Linked DNA regions of Homo sapiens: region 1 is linked to region 2. Evidence: read pairs that join two places in POLR2A ChIA-PET (ENCODE). Cell type or tissue: OCI-LY7. All regions are shown on one strand. Links, peaks and the distances in the headings refer to the core of each region. The heading gives the core; the rest is flanking DNA. Region 1 overlaps LOC101927421 (a long non-coding RNA gene). Region 2 overlaps ZNF608 (zinc finger protein 608).

Region 1 (5,384 bases), core at 257-5,256, 400 kb after region 2:
AGATCAAAGCCCCAGAATTCAAGGCCATACGTTGCAAGGCTTTGTATAGCAAAACTCTTCAGTGTAGCAAAAAACTGGAAATGATCTGAGGGTCCATTCATTATGTAATGATTGAATATATCACAGTCAACAATGATATAAAATACTAAACTGACATTTGAAAAGATATGTTTGTGCTATAGCTATTGAACTAGGTAGATTTTTAGGATGGACTTTTGAGAATAGTAAAAAACATGTAGTATAGTATGAACTTATTTTTTATTTCCCATGACAAACATCAAGAAACACTCATACACACACACACACACACACACACACAAATAATGTATTAGCCTAGTAAAATTGCCTATATCAATAGTGATATGACTATTATTAGTGATATGATTTGGTGATGTGATTACATTTTCCTTTACAATAATTTATGTACCATGATAAACAATTATGTATTACTGTTATTATTTTTAAAAGTGAACAAAGGACACTTAGTATGGAAAAATAAATGATTGGGATAACCAAGTTTTATAGAAAATACCTTTCTCTCTATTGTCATTTAAAGTTTAATAATTTTAAAAGGAGAAACTTTGAATGTTGGTAATAATATTCTAAGTGTCAGAAGTAATAATAATGGGGTACTATATAATGCTCACTAATACATTGCTTTTTTTGTTTAGGGATCTAGAATCTTATTTTGGTTTCTTTTTTTAATTATTTATTTATTTTTTATTATTATACTTTAAGTTCTAGGGTACATGTGCGCAACGTGCAGGTTTGTTACATATGTATACGTGTGCCATGTTGGTGTGCTGCACGTATTAGGAGATATACCTAATGTCAATGACGAGTTAATGGGTGCAGCACATTGGTTTCTTTATCACTTCTTTCCATAAAATCCCTGGAAGAGAGAGATGTTCAAAGAAGGCTAAGAAAAATATCTCCTGAGTTCACCTTACCACCCATAGCCTTCCTTTTGCCTGATCCAATGGAAGCCTAGAGAGCAGAGTCAAAGCAGCCTTAACACAGGCCATTATGACTTTTCTTTTTTTTTTTCTTTTTAATCTCTTTGAGAGATGGGATCTCATTTTGTCACCCAGGCTGCAGTGCAGTGGCGATCATAGCTCATTGTAACCTTGAATTCCTGGGCTCAAGGGATCCTCCTGCCGTAGCCTCCTGAGGAGCTAGGATTACAGGCATGCACCACCGTGCTCAGCTAATTAATAATTTTTTTTTTTTTTGTAAGAGATGGAGTCTCGCTATGTTGCCCAGGCTGACCTTGAATGCCTGGGCTCAGGCAGTGCTCCCATCTCAACCTCTCAAAGTGTTGGGATTACAGGCGTGAGCCACCTATTATGACATTTCTAAGTCTACAAGAGAGCATCAAGACTTAGCACTGTAATAGTACAAAAATGTGTCTTTGCCAGAATAAAGGAAACAGGACTAGAGAAGAGCACCATATAGGTTTATTTATACTTCTAGTGTTTCATCCACTGGAAAGCATGGCTGAACAGTGTCTCGATATTTACTTTATCAGATTAGTACTCTCACCTTTTGGAAGATGAGTTTCTTGCCCTTGATGCCCATCCATGCTTGAGCAAGAAAGAGGAAAAGAAAGGTAGGACTTTTGTTGCTTAGATGATTCAGGTTAAAAACTACACATAAAAGGATATAATCTATTAAAAATCGAAAGCAACGATTGATAAGAGATGGAAATTAATCTTCAGCTACTTTTTCAAACTTTGGGAGTTCATAAAAATAAAAGCCATATTTTTTTCCAGGCACTTTTTGGTTTCTCAAATCATCTGTGCTTCAAGGAGAATTTAGTTCATATGTCTTTAATTAATTTACACTTAACTCATCAAAATGTTGACTTGTTATTCCAGCTATTTGATGTCTCAGAAATCATACACACATTTTAATGTATGTTCAAAGGTCTTTCCCCCTTTTGGATAAGGCAGTCATCATTAGCTAGCAGTAAACAGAACCTGGAAGAGCTTAAGCCTGGTTCCAAATGAAAAACTAAGGAAATTCCAAGGGGTTTGAAACTTGGCAAATTACTTTTTACACACATGGTTACAAAATCATTAAAGTGATAAACATGAGAAATGACCAAAATACATCAAAATCATCACAAGCATAAATAGAGTCTCTAGAAAGCGAAGACATTACTCAGGAGATTAAAATACATATCATATTGAGTCTATGTGCCTTAAAGGAAAGAATGTCAAGGTCAGCACAAACAGCCCCACAACAACCAATCTGTATCAATTATTGTGCAGAAACCAGTAGGCTAATATTTCCATGAAAAAGGGCAAATGATATTCTGCAGAAGTTTTGGTGACCTTATGACCTTCTTTCCTTTTAGGTAAAACATACTAAACACACATATCCCTTAAAAAGCTCCTACATGTTTACATATGTAGGCTGGAGGTAACTTTTCTTTTCCCCTGGATTGGATATGTTTTTAGACCAGAATATTTGAATAAAATCTATCATGGATTAATGTTTGATTGTCTAGTTTTACACTTAGCTTAGAGCTTAAAGCATGAATTAAATCTGAGCCAATTCTCATGATACATAAGCACAGACTTTTACAGCCATTTGATCCAGGAACCAGGTGTTTCCTTACTGAAGAGAGGAAGGAGTTCAGAAACTGCAAACTACATAAGGTATTCTGGGGCCAAATCCCATGCTAGGACCAAAGGAACCAATTCATGTCCAAGAATGGACTGTAGAGCAAAGCAGAGGATTCAAGATTCAGAGAAATGGATCAATAGAAATAAGAAATAGAAATGAATCACCAGGCACATGAGATAGAAGTGGATCAATAGGAACATGAAGCTGGAGGAATTGGAGCACACAAGAGTTAGGAAAATGTTCTGTGGTCCTGTGGGGAGTGGAGAGGGCAGAGACCTAACTAGAGGTAGAAGAAAGTCCACTTTGGGGTAATCCTCACGATTGCTAAACTCCTTGAATACTTTGATTTGCTTTATGTCCAGGGATAAACCCAGAAAGTAACAGAATTATCAGGGACAGAAGGAAACATAGTAGTCATCTCAACCATGTTTGTAAATTCTGATCCTTCTCATTTTTATGAATATGAATGTTTGTGGCGCAGCCTGGATGGGTAACATTTTTACCTAGCTATATACCCTAGCTAGTGTCTGAGCTGGGAAGAGCAGCCAGAGGGTGTCTCCTTATTTCTGGTCCACTATTCTTTTTACTTCATCCCATCCCAAGCTAACTAATCATTTCCTTTTGCTTTTCTTTCTCTTCCTACCCCTCCTCCTTCTCCTCCTTCTAGTTTCTTTTCTCTTCCTTTTTTTTTCTTTCATTGCCTCATTTACTCCCACTCTAACTCAAGATTGAAGAGTAGAAGTGACAAAATGTCATGCCCAAAGCTCAACTGGAATTATTTTCAGAGGGGTCACAGCGAAGCATGTTTGTTTCGTGAAGTTCAAGCTTATTTTCAGCATATGGGTTCAAAGCTGTAAACCAATCTTGAACCTTGGGAGCTGTGAGTTGACAAGATGGGACAGTATGTCAAAGAAAATAGGTTCAGAAGACTTGTAGGATGTCAGTTCTCTTTTTAAAAAGAACATTTTGGTGAATTAAGTGTAAATGAGTCAGGAAACACACGGATTTTATTTCCCTTGCCATATGCGTGGGTTTAAAAATTAATGGAAAAAATTTCTTGGCACAACATATTTTGAATTTTATTTGCCTTTTTTCTCTTATGATCTCTGGAAGATGGAAGCTGAGGAATGATGAAGACAATGGAATCAAAGGCAATTGTGAGTTTTACATGTTTATATAACACATGACACTTAGATTGAGCGGTAAGAACATCTAGTCTGAGAGCTTCCATTTTGAAAGCATTATATTTTTAGTGTTTGACCTCATTACATTACTGAAAGAAATATCCTAACAGGTATTTATCTGAATTAATTTTGTGGAAATCAGGGGCTGGACTGTGAGGAATCCATTTTACTGTAGGGAGTGTGATGCTTGAGTAAAGGTATGTAATTGGGCAATTAGAATAAAAGAGATAGTGAACTGCTTTAAATTTTTAAGGCTTTCAAAAAAATAAAACAATCTACTGGATGGTCTTTCATATGTAACATTTTATCTGTCTCAGACATTTTACCTTGCAAAGTATAACTAGGATCTTTGTAGAATTTTGATTATTTCTATCAAGAAAAACAAAAAAATATGTCAGGATTCTCTGAGTCTTTTTAATTTTTTTCTTTTTGGCCAACTCGATGGGGGGACATTTGACAATTATTCCATTGGCATTTTGGAGTACTTAGTCAAATTATCCTATTTGTTGTAGAAATACTTGTAATTAGCTAAATAAATCTCAAATGTTTTCTACAGGCAGTTTCTACAATCATCTCTTTTTTCAAACTTGTATTTGTTCCCTGATTTGCCCAGGAACTTCCAAGAGAATATACAAGTTTAAGTAAATTGTCTCTAGTTAGTTTGTGGTTTGGCTTTTAAAAACCCTAAAATGATTTAAATCAAACCATTTCAGACACTAGAATTGGAAGAAATCAGAACAAAGATATGCTTGTAATTTTATTAAAATGATAGGTTGGTCAGGACAAAAATACTCAACACTATTGAGTGCCAAGATGGAGTGTACTTAGAATAGCCTGCCTATTGATGGGGCCAGGCCATGTCACACAGCAAGAGCACTTTACATGGCATCAGCACATCTGTCCTTAAATATGTGACTTTTTTGTGTGTTGTTCTATGTATTCTAAATAGAAGGAAAACTGGGCTACATTTCAAAATTTAAATATGGTACATGAAAGGCTTTGTTCACATTTAATTAATTTACTGTTTATGTGCCATATGTTTAATCAGACACTGCTTCTATCCTACATGGAGGTAATGGGTAGGAATGAGGCATAAAGTTTTTTTTCCCCTCTTCTAAAAGTAAAAGGTACAAATTGAGATGATTTTCTAAGAAATGCCATTCACAATGACAAACTCATATGGCCACTGCTGTGACACAAGCCCTTAAATGATCACTTCATGGCTCATTAACTCTCAGAACTGTAAAGATAGGTAGGACCTTCAGCTCCAGAAGACAATACTTCAATTATTTTCAAGTGCAACTTTCCTCAGATATACTGCCACACTGCCTTGCCAACACTGTTTTGTTTAGAATTTCAGATCAGGTTTATTTTTAAAGTTATTAATAAAAAAATAAGAGACACTCTTAATTTAAACATGCAAACTTAAATCATGAAAATGTAGATTCGATAATTTTTAATGCAACTTGATCTATAGATAAGTAGACACCTTTTAGGATCACTCTGTTCAGGGGAAATAAAATTCACTTTGCGCATATGCCAAGTGTATGTGCCTTTGGGAGAGGAAGG
Region 2 (5,384 bases), core at 154-5,153:
AGTGCTCCCTCGAGCACTCCTGCTCCACCCAGACCCAACAAAGAGACATTCAGGTGGCTCTGCTGCCAGGTAGAAGGAGAAGGCGAAACCCAGGACTGCCGAGAAGCAAGCCTCCAGAAGGCAGAGAGATTCCCTCCTTTACCTGGGATCAGGTCTAAACCCTGACAGGGAAGCTTGCCACAGCTTTCTCACGTCTATTGCCAAAAATATCCACACCGATCCTGCTATTAACCCCTCAATCCCGGGATCACCAACAACCAGAGGGGGAATGGTGTTTTACTTTGCTCAGAGCCAATATTGTTATAGTCTATGAGAATGCTGGGGCACGATTACTTAATGTTCACGTTTTCTCCATATCCTGGTATTGGGCTGTTTTATGAGATTGCCCATAGTCACCTCTTCATTTAAAAAGCATTAGAAAGAGACTCCACTACTACGTAGGGGAAATCACAGCTCTTTAGAGGCGACCACTGCTGCAGTCTCTTACTTTGCATTTTAACCACCCTTTTTCTGCCTGACGTCACTGCTTCTTTAGCAAAGCAGGGGAAGCTTTAAAAACCATTTCCTTAAATTAGGCACTGATCTTTTCTCCAGAACTAATCATTGAGGCTGAATTTCCATCCCTAAAGGACAAACCTGTAACAACTGAATTTTGGTCACTTCTAATTCTGCCTTTTCGTAAATGTGATGGAGACAACTCTTCCTTTCAGAACCATGATCAAAGCAATTTACGCTTTGCAGCTTGCTGAGAAAACAACATGGGCAAATTCTCACAAAGGGTCTAAGGTACCAGACTTTTTCCGCCTCCTTTAATTCTCACAACATTCCTGTTTTATAGAAGCAGAAACTGAAGATCTCAGAGGATGGGCCACTTTATCTAAGGAGCTGAAATTCAAGACCAAAGCTCTCTGATCTTAAAGTCCATGGGCTTTCTCATAAAAATAGTAACATCAGCAGCTACTTTTTAACACATACAACATAGAGGAATTATAACTGTCTTACCACATATAGTGTAGGAGGGATTATACTGTGCATTCTCTCTTTTGATCTTTACAAAATTGTTAAGGGAAGTATTTTACAGATGAGGAAAAGGAAACGTGGGAAAAGTTAAGTAACTTAAAAGGTCACTCAGGGTCGGTGGCTGAGCCAGAATTTGACCCCACATTGGTCTAACATCAAACGCAAACCCTTCTAAATGTAAAATAGAAGATGAGATGGAAAGAAATCTTTCTCCATGGGTAATTTCTGGCCCTTTTCTGTATGTTGGAAGCAATATACCTGAATCACCCTTTATTACCCATAGTTCAGAATAGTGAATCTCAGGCTTGCAAGCAAATAATACAATCCCTTCAGAAACCTCACTTTAAAACCTTACTGAAACCAAAGCTCAGCTTTTGTTTTATTGTTGTTGTTTTAAATCATCCAATTCTAAAACTACCGTTATGCACAGACTGGGAATTATATTGCCATTTCCACTTTCTCATTATCAGGTATGAAGACCAACCCTGCCCTCAAGTGCTGTTCAGGCTTAGCAGCTGATCTGGTAGGACTTGGCCTGGGGATGGACCAGGGCTCTGGCCCCAAGGCCAGTGGGGCCAAGACGGATGCTTCCACCTCCAGCCAGAACCCCCACCATGCCAAAATTCCAGAATGCCAAAAATCCAAGGCCCGGTGCAGTGGCTCACGCCTGTAATCCCAGCACTTTGGGAGGCCAAGGCGGGTAGATCACCTGTGGTCAGGAGTTCAAGACCAGCCTGACCAACATGGAAAAACCCAGTCTCTACTAAAAATACAAAAATTAGCTGGGCGTGGTAGCGGCTCCTGTAATCCCAGCTACTCGGGAGGCTGAGGCAGGAGAATTGCTTGAACCCAGGAGGCGGAGATTGCAGTGGGCCGAGACTGCACCATTGCCCTCCAGCCTGGGCAACAGAGAGAGACTCTGTCTCAAAAAAAAAAAAAAAAAAAAAAAAAAAATCTGGGTTCTGCATGGTACTGCTTTGGGGTGGAGAGGAAAGGGGGTCACTGACTCTTCGTGTCTGACTGCCAGAAGGATCCCTATATGCAGGTCACAAAGCAAGAGAATGTACACAGCTACATGTGTAAAATACGCTTTAAACAGCAGTGACTATTTTTAACTTCATTCTCTAGCCATGACAGTTTTCAAAGCAAAACAGAAGGTACTGAGTATGTAAAGATGGAATATAATTAAACTACTCTACTCAATGTCTTAAATTTCTTTTGTTATGAAGCCAAATTAAATTCCTCCCTCAAAGGCCTTGAACTGTGTAGAGTTCCATAGCTAAGCGATATTGGTGGAGGCGGAGCAGACACAGGGACTCTTTTCTACCACACCACATCAGTTGTCACATACTTAGCCTCAGTTGTGTTCTTTGAAAACCTGTCCTACTGCTGAGCCACAGATACTTAATCTGTTTCAAAAGTGCCGCTGACATCTTTCACTGCTCAGAGAGCTGTGTGTGCTTTAAATAGTGGCAGTAAATGATCAGTGTTTTCATATCTTGTTCATAAGAGTTCTCTGATTTCCTCTCATCCCATTTCCAAAGACACTTAAAGCACAAAAATAAGCCACAAAGAAAGGAGACCATCGTAAAGGCACTAAAAAAGCCTGTGTTCTTGGATTAATCCTTTGCACAAGGCCCTTTGTACAAAGCTGAATTCCTGAAAAGTTCCATGCAAATTCCATTTCTATCAATTAGATCTTGTTCCCAATCCCTTAAAAGTGAAAGTTTTTAAAAAGAAAGTTCAGTGGTAAATTCTGGATGTTGCTAAACATGGTTGCGCCTACATTAGCCAATAAATCAATTTCAAAACACATGAATAATGCATGTATCTTAGTTGATATTGGTCATTGATAAATACATTGTCCTTGTGTGACCCTTATTTCTCCTTGAAATTAGGTTGAAATCAGGGAAAGGTTAGAAGTCTCTCATCCTTATGCTTCTGGATGCAGACATGATTTTAAGAAGAAAGAAAGGCAGGAAGAAAGGAAAGAAAAGCCCATTTTGGAAACCACCGTATTCCGATTTCTCTCAGCTTAACATCAGTCATTTTTCTTACCTTCTTTTAGGGAATCTCACTTGCAACCACCTAAAAGGAGTATTTTCAACTAAAATTTTACACATTTGAATTACAAACTCAAAACATGCTGGTCATAACAAATTAAATGACAAGGAAGTGCCTGAGTCACACTGTATGGGAGCTATGTGGTGTATAAAGCTATGCGGTGAGCTGAGATCCATGTAAAGGGAAGGCCACAGAAGCACCCAAAGCATCGTGGGTCGGCTACAGAAGAAGACAATTTTGACTCCCTGTACAGGACACTATCTTGGTACCACTCACTTTCCTCCCTGCAAAATCTGAATATTGCTCACATATATTCAACATATGTCCAAGAAGCTTCTTATGTATGTCTCCTGCCTCTTCTTTCCATACCTCCCAAATGTTGATCCAAAACACTGATCAATTTTAATAAATTAAGCAAAGTTTTGAAAATGTGATTTCATTCTGAATCACAGTTAAGCAACTGGGTAAAGCTCTCCATACTTTATCACAGAGATGGAATGGTTAGAGAGAACATGACAAAGCTTCCCCATACACCATCTCTATACATGCATGTATATGGTATTTCCATCCATATGTAATACTTAGCTACATATCTATTGTCAAGGACTCTTTAAAGAAACATTCATTTTTACTACAGCTCTAGAGAAAGGCAAGGGTGGGTTTTCTCATCTGATTGTGTAAACTGAAGAAACTTAGTCTTAAGAGATAAGTTACTTCTCAGGGTCAGGAGCAAAAACAAGAGGCCACAGCCTGTCCCAATGAGGTCTATCATGCCCCCTACCAAGTTCTAAACCATAAACCACTTTTAAAAGTTTCTTCTCACAGAGGCCTACACAAAAAAAAGCTGCTTGCTCACAGGTCCAGAATTCGGTTTCCCCACCTTGAGAACACAGCAGATTTTATTAATAAAAGTCAACAGATCACTCTCCAGAGAGAACCTCTCTTCTAACAGTTTCTTGTGTGTTCTTTCAGAAATTTTATACATATAGAAACATACAGAGGAAGAAGGAATAACTTTTCATTTTATAGCCTTCTATGCTGCTTAAATTTTGACATGACCATATACTATTTTACCATTTTTTAAACTAACTTTTTAATGAAAAGATGCTAAGGCATTCCACTTTAGAGTAAAAGTAAAGCAGAGAGGAGAGGGTAGATGCTTGAAGACTATTATTTCAACTCCTCATGCAGAGGTCCTGAAATCCACAAGTGAGTCCAAGGTGGCATAAGGACCTAGTTTGTGTGACAGGAATCATGTATTAACCCCAGGCCCTCCCCTTTAGATGGGTTGCCGTTTAAGCCGCCTCACTGTTGGGGAAGTCATTCCTTCATCCAACAAGTTTTTGCCAGGTGCCACAATGTGCCAAAGGTGGGGAGATGAGCAGTGGCCGCAGAGCCAAATGTGGTCAGAGCTGAAGGTGGTCAGTTAAGCCCAGGGCATTGTGGGAGCACCAAGGGGGTGGGGCAGGGACAGGGAGAGCTGAGGCTGGAATATCAGAGAATTCACAAGAGCCCAGGCCAGGCTAAGAATCTGGGGGGTTATTATGAAGTTGGAAGTGGGCACTGAGGATTTTAAAGTAGGGGCACGGAAGGATTCGATTGTTAATGTGGTAAAAAGCACACTGGAAGCCATGGGAAAACAGATGAGACAGGGCAAGACTGGAGGAAGGAAGACAAGAAACCATTACCAATTAGCCGGGTGTAGGTGTGTGCCTATAATCCCAGGTACTCGGGAGGCTGAGGCAGGAGAATCACTTGAACCCAGGAGGCAGAGGTTGCAGTGAGCTGAGATCGCACCATTGCACTCCAGCCCGGGCAACAAAGCCAGACTCCATCACAAAACATAAAAAAAGAAGCCATTGCAGTACTCCAAGAAGACCTGGCACCCGTGGTGGGGTGGGGGGATAGGGAGGAGAGATCAGACTCGGGAAGGTGGCAGAAGAGGACAAACTCAAGATGTGCCCCAGCGGTCTGTTTCAGTTGGTGACAGTGTCATGGCCTGGGATGGGGAGGATGGGCAGAGGATCGCCTGTTGGGCAACGTCTATCAGGCGAATGGACAGAATTAGATCATTCTAGATCATCTCTGTGACCCCTGGCAGAAAGAAAGTAATGAAGCCAGTGGAGTGGCTGAGTTGGCTCAGGGAAAATGCAAAGAATGTAAAGAGAAGGGCCAAAACCCTGTAGACCCCAATAGTGATGGGGCACAAAGAGTGAGAAGGAGCAGAGTGGCTGGAGAGGGACTGGCAAACCTGGAAAGTGGGGTGACTAATCTATGGAGTGGGGCTCTAAGAGTACCAA

The links. ChIA-PET counts read pairs that join two places held together with the same protein. Peaks named below come from ENCODE experiments on the same cell type or tissue, not always from the same donor. Only the 100,000 strongest peaks of a DNase experiment are listed, where the experiment ranks them.
Region 1: POLR2A ChIA-PET joins it to region 2 with 7 read pairs; 2 of 35 experiments call an interaction of 5 or more read pairs at or near these places.

Annotation. Positions count from the first base shown.
Region 1 is chr5:125,104,465-125,109,848 of GRCh38, forward strand. All of the region lies in intron 2 of LOC101927421 (a long non-coding RNA gene), which reads left to right. Among named protein-coding and RNA genes, the nearest start is that of ZNF608, 360 kb to the left of the region's middle. In OCI-LY7, for the core only: no CTCF peak of the experiment used is centred there; no DNase peak of the experiment used is centred there.
Region 2 is chr5:124,707,225-124,712,608 of GRCh38, forward strand. The region is part of intron 2 of ZNF608 (zinc finger protein 608); the gene reads right to left. Among named protein-coding and RNA genes, the nearest start is that of ZNF608, 37 kb to the right of the region's middle. RefSeq lists an enhancer at 1,870-2,609. In OCI-LY7, for the core only: no CTCF peak of the experiment used is centred there; DNase peaks (open chromatin) are centred at 487 and 2,413; H3K4me3 peaks cover 2,754 bases; H3K27ac peaks cover 4,196 bases.